Regions from separate parts of the Homo sapiens genome. Here region 2 is linked to region 1. A link is a contact called in ENCODE Hi-C or POLR2A ChIA-PET data. All regions are on one chromosome and are shown on one strand. Each heading gives the region's core, a stretch centred on a gene start or an enhancer-like site at or near the end of the contact. The rest is flanking DNA. Distances are from core to core; before and after follow the strand shown. Region 1 holds the start of MSH3 (mutS homolog 3). Region 2 has its middle 98 kb from the start of SSBP2.

Region 1 (5,068 bases), core at 1,421-3,920:
TTACAGGCAACTACCAGCACGCCCAACTAATTTTTGTATTTTTAGTGGAGATGGGATTTCACCATGTTGGCCAGGCTGGTCTTAAACTCCTGACCTCAGGTGATCCACCTGCCTTGGCCTCCCAAAGTGCTGAGATTACAGGTGTGAGCCCCTGCGCCCAGCCTAGGCATGCTGTTTTTATTCAATGCCTTTTACATACACAAAGAGCAGCTCTAAGCAAAAAAAAGCGGGGAGAGTAGATCTGCAGGTCCTGATACTGAAAATTGTTCAAAATTTTCTATTAAGTAGAAAAAGATAGTAGCAAATTAGTATAGAATATAATATAATCTGTAAAATATATTTAAACTAATTTTTGAGCTTATGACTATGCACATATACACATGTACAAATTTTTAAAATCTGGAAGTATATACAGAACACCAATAGCAGTGGGCCTCACTCAAAGGGAGGGATTATGGGGTCTATCACTGCCTACCTTCCACATTTCTGTACTGTTTGAAATTTCTGTAGCAAGAATGTTTTAATTTTATAACCAGGACAAAAATAGCTAGAAGGAATAAAGGAGAAAGTTGGGAGAACTACAGCTAAATTGCAGAATTGTAGCTCTACCATCCCCTTAACCTCCTATACACATCACCATCACCTATAGGGGGCCACTCTGCTCAGGAACAAAAGGGACCTTTCTCCACAAAGAAAAAAGACACAATTCTAATACGCTCTTCTGCCCTCTGGAGAATTCCAGAATACCAGAGCCATGACTGAGGAGAAAAAAGAATCCCCCACAACTCACCAGAGTTGCCAGACATTCCCAGATCACTTCCTCCTTCCTTTTGTTGGACTTTCTTTACTTTCTTTTTAACAGGCCCATCATTTTCCAATGGTCTCTTCTTTCTTCTGTCAATTTCTGTAGCCTATATCGGGAAGGTTAGAAAATGATGTGTTATCTCTACTCTGAGAAGGCCTGACGTATGTGAAGCAATTTAAACCTTACAACTGAATGACAAGGTTCCTTGCCATCCACTCTTCAAAGAATCCTCTACTTTTAGCTCTGGAAAACCCTATGGGTGAACTGTTTTTAACACCATAAAAGACAAGGTAGAGTCTGATAGTCAGGAGCCTCAGCAACTCAAGCCGTGTTTAGAATTAATTGAAACCAAGGCTGCTACCGGTCTTGATTCAATGAGCCTTCAGCTTTCTCTAATTATAAAACTTGAATCACCCTACTTACATATGCTAAATAAAATACCTCTAAGAAATAAACAGTTATGTAGCAAAGGCACAGAGGGGAAAAGATAGGTAATAAAAGAACAGTATCATTTTTGACATGTTCACTGCAATTTAAGTGTTTCCTGTTTAAAAGGTTTATGTTCATCACTAAAGATGTGACAAGATTATGAATTTTTTCTTGGCAGAAAACTTGCCAAAAGCATACATAAGTCCTTCACCAGCTACCCTTTAAATGGTGGGTGCAAAATTTTGGTGAATTCATGAAAACGTAGCTCGTCCTCAAAAAAAACAGAAGAGGAGTAATCATTTTAAGGGAGAAATATATACGAAAGGAACAAGATTTTGAAGCACCCAAGCTGCCACCTACATTAAAACACGGTAGGTGGCTAAACACCAGTCTTCAATGCCCTTCCACAGCCTCAATCTGAAAAATACTGTGCAGGTGACCCAAGTGAGGGGTCACCCTTGGGCTTTTCCTGTGGCAGTATCTCTGGTTTAAAAACAAACAAACGTACTTATTGCGTTGAAGGATGGCAACAGGAAGGACTCCATGATTAGTCACATCTATACCATCCTAAGAAACTTTATCCACCCAAACTGTATTTCAGACTTTATAATCTAAACTACAAAAAGAGTTCACTGGGGAACTGCACAATATGACTGCTTTTAACCGTAGTGATTTCAAATATTGAGCCATGCTGTTGCAGTCTTAAAAACTGGAGACCTAAGGGCAGCTTTCTTCTAGTCACCCAATCCAGCACTTTTTTAAAAAATCAGTAAAACTCTTCGACCACCAAGGAAAAAAAAAAAGGATGGAGGTTAAAAGACGCACCCCTTGCCCACAAGCCCCCTCATCAGAATGGGAGTCAGGAGACCTGAGTTCCTGTCTCAGGCCTGCCATTAAAAACCTGCATAACCTTTGCCTATCTCCTCAAACGGAAGTACTAAAACCTCAGCGCTTCACCCAATTTGTAGCCCCGGCTGGGCTCTTCCCACCTTCCCCTTCTTCAGCCCGCCCCTTCCTCCTCCAGCCCTATCATCGGGCGGAGGGTCCCCGCCTCCGCCCGCCTTACCCACAAGCCCCGCCCCCCCAGCCCCGATGGCCCTGCCCAGTCCCAGACAGAACCTACTATGTGCGGCGGCAGCTGGGGCGGGAAGGCGGGAGCTGGGGGCGCTGGGGGCGCTGCGGCCGCTGCGGCCGCTGCAGCCGCTGCAGCGCCAGGGTCCACCTGGTCGGCTGCACCTGTGGAGGAGGAGGTGGATTTCAGGCTTCCCGTAGACTGGAAGAATCGGCTCAAAACCGCTTGCCTCGCAGGGGCTGAGCTGGAGGCAGCGAGGCCGCCCGACGCAGGCTTCCGGCGAGACATGGCAGGGCAAGGATGGCAGCCCGGCGGCAGGGCCTGGCGAGGAGCGCGAGCCCGCGGCCGCAGTTCCCAGGCGTCTGCGGGCGCGAGCACGCCGCGACCCTGCGTGCGCCGGGGCGGGGGGGCGGGGCCTCGCCTGCACAAATGGGGACGAGGGGGGCGGGGCGGCCACAATTTCGCGCCAAACTTGACCGCGCGTTCTGCTGTAACGAGCGGGCTCGGAGGTCCTCCCGCTGCTGTCATGGTTGGTTCGCTAAACTGCATCGTCGCTGTGTCCCAGAACATGGGCATCGGCAAGAACGGGGACCTGCCCTGGCCACCGCTCAGGTATCTGCCGGGCCGGGGCGATGGGACCCAAACGGGCGCAGGCTGCCCACGGTCGGGGTGGCCGACTCCCGGCGAGAGGATGGGGCCAGACTTGCGGTCTGCGCTGGCAGGAAGGGTGGGCCCGACTGGATTCCCCTTTTCTGCTGCGCGGGAGGCCCAGTTGCTGATTTCTGCCCGGATTCTGCTGCCCGGTGAGGTCTTTGCCCTGCGGCGCCCTCGCCCAGGGCAAAGTCCCAGCCCTGGAGAAAACACCTCACCCCTACCCACAGCGCTCCGTTTGTCAGGTGCCTTAGAGCTCGAGCCCAAGGGATAATGTTTCGAGTAACGCTGTTTCTCTAACTTGTAGGAATGAATTCAGATATTTCCAGAGAATGACCACAACCTCTTCAGTAGAAGGTAATGTGGGATTAAGTAGGGTCTTGCTTGATGAAGTTTACCAGTGCAAATGTTAGTTAAATGGAAAGTTTTCCGTGTTAATCTGGGACCTTTTCTCTTATTATGGATCTGTATGATCTGTATGCAGTTCCCAAGGTTCATTTACCATTATTAAAAAATTTTTGTCTTAGAAATTTTATGTATGTCAACGCACGAGCAAATTATCAGGCATGGGGCAGAATTGGCAGCTGGGTGGAGGCTTCGGTGGAGGTGAGCACTCCGAAAGGAAAACAGAGTAGGCCTTTGGAACAGCTGCTGGAAGAGATAAGGCCTGAACAAGGGCAGTGGAGAAGAGAGGGTAAAAATTTTTTAAGGTTACATGACCCTGGATTTTGGAGATCTCGAATTTAAAGGTGATGCACCAGGGATGAACGCTCAGATTTTCAGTTTGAAAGCTGGCGTGACATGTAAAGGAGTGGAGAATAATGTACCATTGTAATGATGAGGCGCCTCTAGGACATCTAGGATAATTTCAGGCGTGGGGATCTAGGTGAATTGAACTGTTGGAGGGAAGGGAATAACCAAGGAAAAGAATGTGGGGGTTGAGAGATGCCCCGTTTAAAACCTAAGAGACCTGGATATTTATGGTTGTAAGAGGAGGCATGGCAGAGGAAATGGAAACAGTAAGAAAGGAGCAGATGCTGCATCTCTTTAATGGGACAGATACAAGGCATTTGGGTTTGACACTTAGGTCACTGGTAGAGATGATGACAAGAGCCCGTAGCTAAAGAATTGATAAAAGCCAGTCTCAAAAATCCCAATATAGTCTGGTAATGTTAATGTTTCTTTGGTTCAGATAGCTGACTCTCAAAGTTATTTTCCTAAGAAACTGAACCAAAAGTGGACGCTATATGTAAAAAGTTTTTATAGAAGTGTTATAAGAGTAGGATAGAGACATAATTAAACATGTTTTAAGGTAATTGAGTGGAACATTAAGCACCTATTTTTAAAAGTATGATTTAATATCAATCTACAAAGTACACAAATATAATACAATTGTATCAGACAGTTGTGACAGCACTGATTAGAGGCTGAACATTATTCTAAGTCTTTAATTCCCACAACAACCCTAGAAGCAGGAACTATTGTTATCTCTATTTTATAGATAAAGTAAACCACAAGGGGTTAACACGTTTTGTCTTGTGGGTGACAAAATGCATTCAACTTGAGCACTTTGACTCAGAATCTTTTTTTTTTTTTTTTTTAAGAGGGAGTCTTGCTCTGTCGCCCAGGCTGGAGTGCAGTGGCGCGATCTCCGCTCACTGCAAGCTCCGCCTCCCGGGTTCACACCATTCTTCTGCCTCAGCCTCCTGAGTAGCTGGGACTACAGACGCCTGCCACCACACCTGGCTAATTTTTTGTATTTTTAGTAGAGACGGGGTTTCACCGTGTTAGCCAGGATGGTCTCGATCTCCTGACCTCGTGATCTGCCCATCTTGGCCTCCCCAGAATCTTTACTATGTCATACACAATTGCAAATGATTAAAACTAAATATTGGATATAAATTGGATAATGCCAAAGGGAAAAATAGTTAGATTTAGGTAATGAGTGATAAGTATGAATTTTGGTAAGACTTTTAAGTTCAGTTTTTTAAAGGAGATCTCTGCCAAACCCCAAAAACAAAGAGCCCTAACATCAGCCTAACCAGATTTCAAATTTCATCTTTTGGCGGTATGCATTTTTAACAGTCACCCCTCAACTAACACATCATCCT
Region 2 (5,024 bases), core at 118-2,617, 1.2 Mb before region 1:
ACCTAGGCCAAACCTTGGAGAGTGCTGGAGCTCCTGGTGGCTTTCTCCACACTAGGCCTGTGTCGTCTCTCCTTTCCCAATCCAACTCCTTTTCCCTTACTCAGAGGGCATATTCTAGGGGGAAGCTGCCCTGTTCTTTGTGCTGCCTTCTCCAGGTGAAGGCTGATGTTAACACTGCTCTTCCTCCCCTTAGCGTTTTAGAGCCCCTGTGAACTGCTGAGAGGCCCCTTGGGATTGTCCTCCAGAGTTTCCCTCTCCTAACTGAGCATCTCCCAGGCATCTAGCCCTCTGTCGTGGGGGTGGGTGGACGGGAACTCTATTCCTTCCACATCAGAGAGCTTAACCACTCTTCCAACCCACCCATTCTCCTTTGGGAGTGCCGGGCTCATTTGGCCTCTCTCAGATGAAATCATATGAAGACATAAAAGGCCTTCCCTCTCCACCACCAGGTTATCCTGTCACCACATCGCAATGCAGTGCCATCACAAAGTGATATTGCATCAGGCCCAAGGATATTTTAGGAAGCTCTCAAGCTGGGTCCAACAAGCCTTCCATGCAGGCATCAGGACCACACTGCCAAATTCAAGGCTGCAGAGCTGCTGGGCAGGTGTCAGTGATGTCCTCTCTAGTCTCAGCTATTCTCTTCTCTATTCTCTACTCCACCTCCCCCACCTGCATGCCTTCCACCAGGCAGGTCCACTTTCAGACTCCCCCAATACTCTCTTTGCCCAGCTCCCAGAGGCCACTACTTTTGCTTTTCCTCCTGTTTTCTTTGCAAAGTGTTCCAGCACACCTTCTGATGTATTTCCTGTTTTTCTGCCTATCATGGTCACTCACTGAAACCTTAATTAATATTTGCTCATATTAACTGTAAATCAACTAAATTACACTTGGAGCTGCAATGGCTGCAGCACACACAGTCTCCAATTTGGGTGTCTGCATGCCACAGGCCTCCCCAACTTGTTGGACTTGGGTGAACTTTTCTCATTCCCTCAGACTCTGGATCTCCCAGCTTGGTTGGCACAAGGGCAGCGGCCAAGAATCCAGGCACCACCCTCAGCAAGTGCCCCTTCTCTGAGTCCTGCTAATGCAATCCAGCAGCCAATTGACTTAAATTCCTTCCGCTTTATTGTTCTCCATCCTCAGAGAGGCCAATCTCAGCATCTAGCGGGGCTGTGAGGCAGACCTCCTCTGATCCTGGAGTTGTAATCCCCCACTGCTGGCTCCTGCAGTTTTATTACAGCCTCCTTTTTTTCTAAGATTGACAGATATAAACCTCCAGTGTGGAGGCCTGCAACAGCACCCTTAAAGGCTTCTTTGTGTAGAAATGTAACCTTAGGGCAAAGTCGGCCCAGCTCCAGGAAGGGCACATTATCCTGCTACAGGGAAGTACTGTGCTGAGACAGACCTGGAGATTTCTTCTAATGGCTGGGGACCTGGGAACCTCCCAGGGACAATACCTTCTTCCTCTAAGTAGAATATAGGCTTGTCTAATTTTACTGGGAGTGGGAATGGGGGTGGGGGACATTGAAGGGAAGGGGATGCTGGAAGAGACCTGTAATGACTGTTCAGGGAACTCCACATGCAATTGGAAGAAACAGATATCCTTTTTTTCAGGGAGCGGGTCTCTAAATGCAACCACTTATGAAGCCCCCATGAGTGGAAGCACTGTCCGAGTCAGAGGGAGTTAGCACCATTTGCTTCTCTTGGAGCTGATGCTACGGTTTCCATTCCCAAGCAGAATGGCTTTGGATCATTTAGAGGATCTGATCTCTTTAGGCAGGTGTTGGGTTAGACACATTATTCCAAAAGCAAGGGTGAAAAGGTGCAGAATCTTAATTTACCATGCAGGATTATAGTCAGATTTAAATCAGGTAGAATCATTAAGGGATTTAGAGCCAGAGTCTTTTTCCAAAGAGAAAAAGGACTGAATAATTCTCTTTCGTTGAAGTATAGTGAGGTCAGGAGTGTAGCATCTTACGCTTGGGGTTTTCTTCCTCTAGCTTTAAAAGGTTGGCTTATACTTTCAGTCAGTCAATTAGAACAGTAATAGAGTATCAAATGTATATGATTAGGCATTAACTTCCATATAGACTAGTGCAAAAACTAAGAGATGAAGGTGTGTACCTGTCATTACAAAGGGCCCCCTATGGGAACTGGGACGGCACCTTGGTTAAGGGACAAGTGAGATGCAGCTAGTTAGAAAAGATGAATTTGGAATCAGGAGAGGTAAGAAACACATGAATACAATTTCTATGGAATCTAGTTGAGATGTGGGTGTTGAGTCCTACAGCTCCAGGAGCTGGAGTTACTAGTATAGAGAGGTTAACACAATGCTTTTAGTCAAAGTTTTTGAAATACATATTCTCACAGAGTCAAGAACATGGACAGTGCAGGAAATGGAAAGGAGAAGATATCTTCAGATGGTATTTGAGATTACAGAATGTGGACAGAAATAAAAATACATATGCAATTATTTTTCCCCTTCCCTTTTCCTCCTAAATCTAGGCAGGAGTTTAACTTTGGATTGAAAGGCTCCCTGTTGTTCTTCCTCCTCTAGCTTCTCCTCTAGTTACCCCATCCACACTCCAGTTCTGGTTTTGAGCAGAACTGCAATTGTCCTTTGTACGGAATTGCATGAAATCCTGTGCTGGTTTTCTAATGTGGGAAAATGTCTACTAGGGAGGCTAAGACCACCAAACTAGTTTCATTATAACCCAAGGTACACTTAAATCCAGCCCTTCAGTGGTGGGCAACTGGCCCAGCAAAGTCTTCCTCTATAGTACTCATTAAAATGTTATTTACATTTTACAATATGGTCCCAAGCCATAAGTCGGGATTTTATCTTGGCAAATAGAAAAGAATACTCTTGTGACACCTGGGCCTGCAAAGTTTTAACTTATACGATGGACCCGTTGGTGATTTGCAAAACAAGATCACAGCATTTGAGAATGAGACCTTCATCCCATTTTGGTTCAGAGAAGTGAGGAAAAGGGAGGAATAAATGAAAAACATATGATCACAAATTTAAACTTATCAGCCAAATACATATTAAATTTACCTACCTCTTAAAAGTGGATTTAATGTGTGTCAAAAGTACAAAATGAACAACTGAAGAAAGCACATTTTATACTTTAGTCCTGAACCTACAGCAAAGGTAGAAAGTCTTCATAACTACACCCATTCTCTTTGCCTTAGAACTCTCATTCACATGACCAGATTCATTCCAGATCAACAACAGTACCACTAATCCCAGTCTCTTTTCGGTAAACCAAACTGTCTGAATTCTTACCTCAACAAGTCAAATTAAATTAACATTTTAATGATATGTTTCTGCCATTGTTCATGCTTCATAAAGTAACTTGCTTTATTTGACTCAAGGCAACAAGGCTAAACAAGCAGTTTTAAAAAATGGATCTTTGCCAGGTCTGGAAATTCAGTTTCCTTGAGTTCTTCTGAGACAGCAAAGATTCTTCAGAGACTATAAGCCCAACTGTACAATGCTACCACATTTCCAAGACTACCATTAAGAATTACAGATAGCACCAGTTATAAGAACAATTTTTTGCAACATCCTCATGAAGTCTAAATGAAAATCAGAGGCCATTTCTCAAATGGCAATAGGCCAAACATCTAAGGCCTCTGGAGATGCTTGACATCTTGCCATGTGTCATCACAATCAAATCCTGGGTGGGGTATTCTCATCTGAGTTTCACTGACTACCAGTAAGGGGCATGTGCAGAATAATAAATGATTCAATGATTAGTGCTCCAGTTAGAACCTAATGTGCCTAATAACATTCCAGGGAAGAGAGGATGGGAAATATATATCAAAGATGGCTTCAGCTCTTCGCCTGTCAACAGCCTGGTGATAGCGGGTTGGGGAGCCACCTTAATTCAGTGGTTTGTATGATTCTGGCATTATTGTGATTGCTATGTGGAACTCTCAGCTGAAAACAATTGAGTCCTTTCTCATCTGCAGAATGGTGAACAATGAGGTCAACTGCAGAGGATTTTTTAAAAGAAAAATTTAGGGGAAAGCAACTGCTTCCCTGACCCGAGAGAGCTTTTGTTGCCAAACAGCAATTTCAGACCCTAGCAGTGACACAGAACATTTGGTTTACTAAAGATGCCTGCCTCCCAAAAGATCACAGTAATATAAAATATTCTTTTTTTCCGTAACCAACAGGTAAAGCCGGAAGTTTTCTTGCCATCCATTTTCCAAGAAGACATGTGCCAGGCTATAGAGAAATGTCTCTGTACACAGAGACCCTCCAAATTTCTAAGTATATCAAGCAGCCGTCAACATTGTGCACCTAATTGTACTCTAAATATTAATCTAATCATGTAATTATCTAAATATAATCATGCAAATTAATAAATGCCATCACTTTTCAACACAAGCACTAACAGTTGACTTTCTTTACAGGGCCATTTTTCACAAAGAAACAAAGTTATTATCTCTTCACAGGATTTATTGCAGACATGACAATTAAAGAAAGCTGTAAGATCTTGCTTGTGATGTGAATACCAGGTGGATGGCTGGGCCCACTCACTAATCAAGTGATTTGTTCTCAGACAATAATGTTTAGGATTCTGATGCTTGCCTCAGCAAAATGGCAAATTATTATTTTTCAGAGACCTTTGACATTGTCCATAAATCATTGCAATGTTCAATGCTAAGTCCTCACATTCTCAGAGATAAAGAGAGCAAAGAAGGGAAAAATAATTTATAGCTCATTGTCTTAGTTCCTTTTGTGCTGCTATAACAGAATACCACAGACTGGGTAATTTTTATAAACAATAGAAGTTTATTTGGCTCGAGGAGCTGCATCTGGTGAAGGCCTTCTTGTTGCATCATTCATGGTAGAAGGCATCACATTGGCAAGAGAGAGTAAGAGATCAAACTCACTGCCTCAAGCCCTTTTATAATCAGCATTAATCCATTTATGAGGGTTCACCCTCATGACCTAAATACTTCCCATTAGGCCCATCTCCCAACACTACTGCATTGGGGGTTAAGTT

The links. A loop is a pair of places that touch in the nucleus more often than their neighbours do. ChIA-PET counts read pairs that join two places held with the same protein, here RNA polymerase II (POLR2A). Pooled maps may share reads with other maps.
Region 2: a loop to region 1 is called in a map of CD8-positive, alpha-beta T cell, with 14 times the contacts of the local background. The contact joins the enhancer-like site here to the promoter of MSH3 in region 1. A Hi-C loop is called at or near these places in 1 of 168 maps with a recorded cell type or tissue (CD8-positive, alpha-beta T cell) and 6 of 50 pooled maps. POLR2A ChIA-PET finds 5 or more read pairs at or near these places in 2 of 52 experiments (WTC11 and activated B cell).

The regions. Positions count from the first base shown.
Region 1 is chr5:80,652,254-80,657,321 of GRCh38, reverse strand. It overlaps MSH3 (mutS homolog 3), which reads right to left and starts at 2,670. Exons shown (of 24, transcript NM_002439.5): 1 at 2,358-2,670; 2 at 791-911. The coding sequence starts at 2,594. DHFR (dihydrofolate reductase) reads left to right here and starts at 2,339. Exons shown (of 6, transcript NM_000791.4): 1 at 2,339-2,918; 2 at 3,265-3,314. The coding sequence starts at 2,833. RefSeq lists an enhancer at 2,049-2,817 and a silencer at 2,235-2,844.
Region 2 is chr5:81,846,139-81,851,162 of GRCh38, reverse strand. No RefSeq gene overlaps it. Among named protein-coding and RNA genes, the nearest start is that of SSBP2, 98 kb to the right of the region's middle. Within about 2 kb of position 1,367, at least 4 of the 41 ENCODE cell types and tissues checked have a DNase peak (open chromatin) inside an H3K27ac peak, as active enhancers do.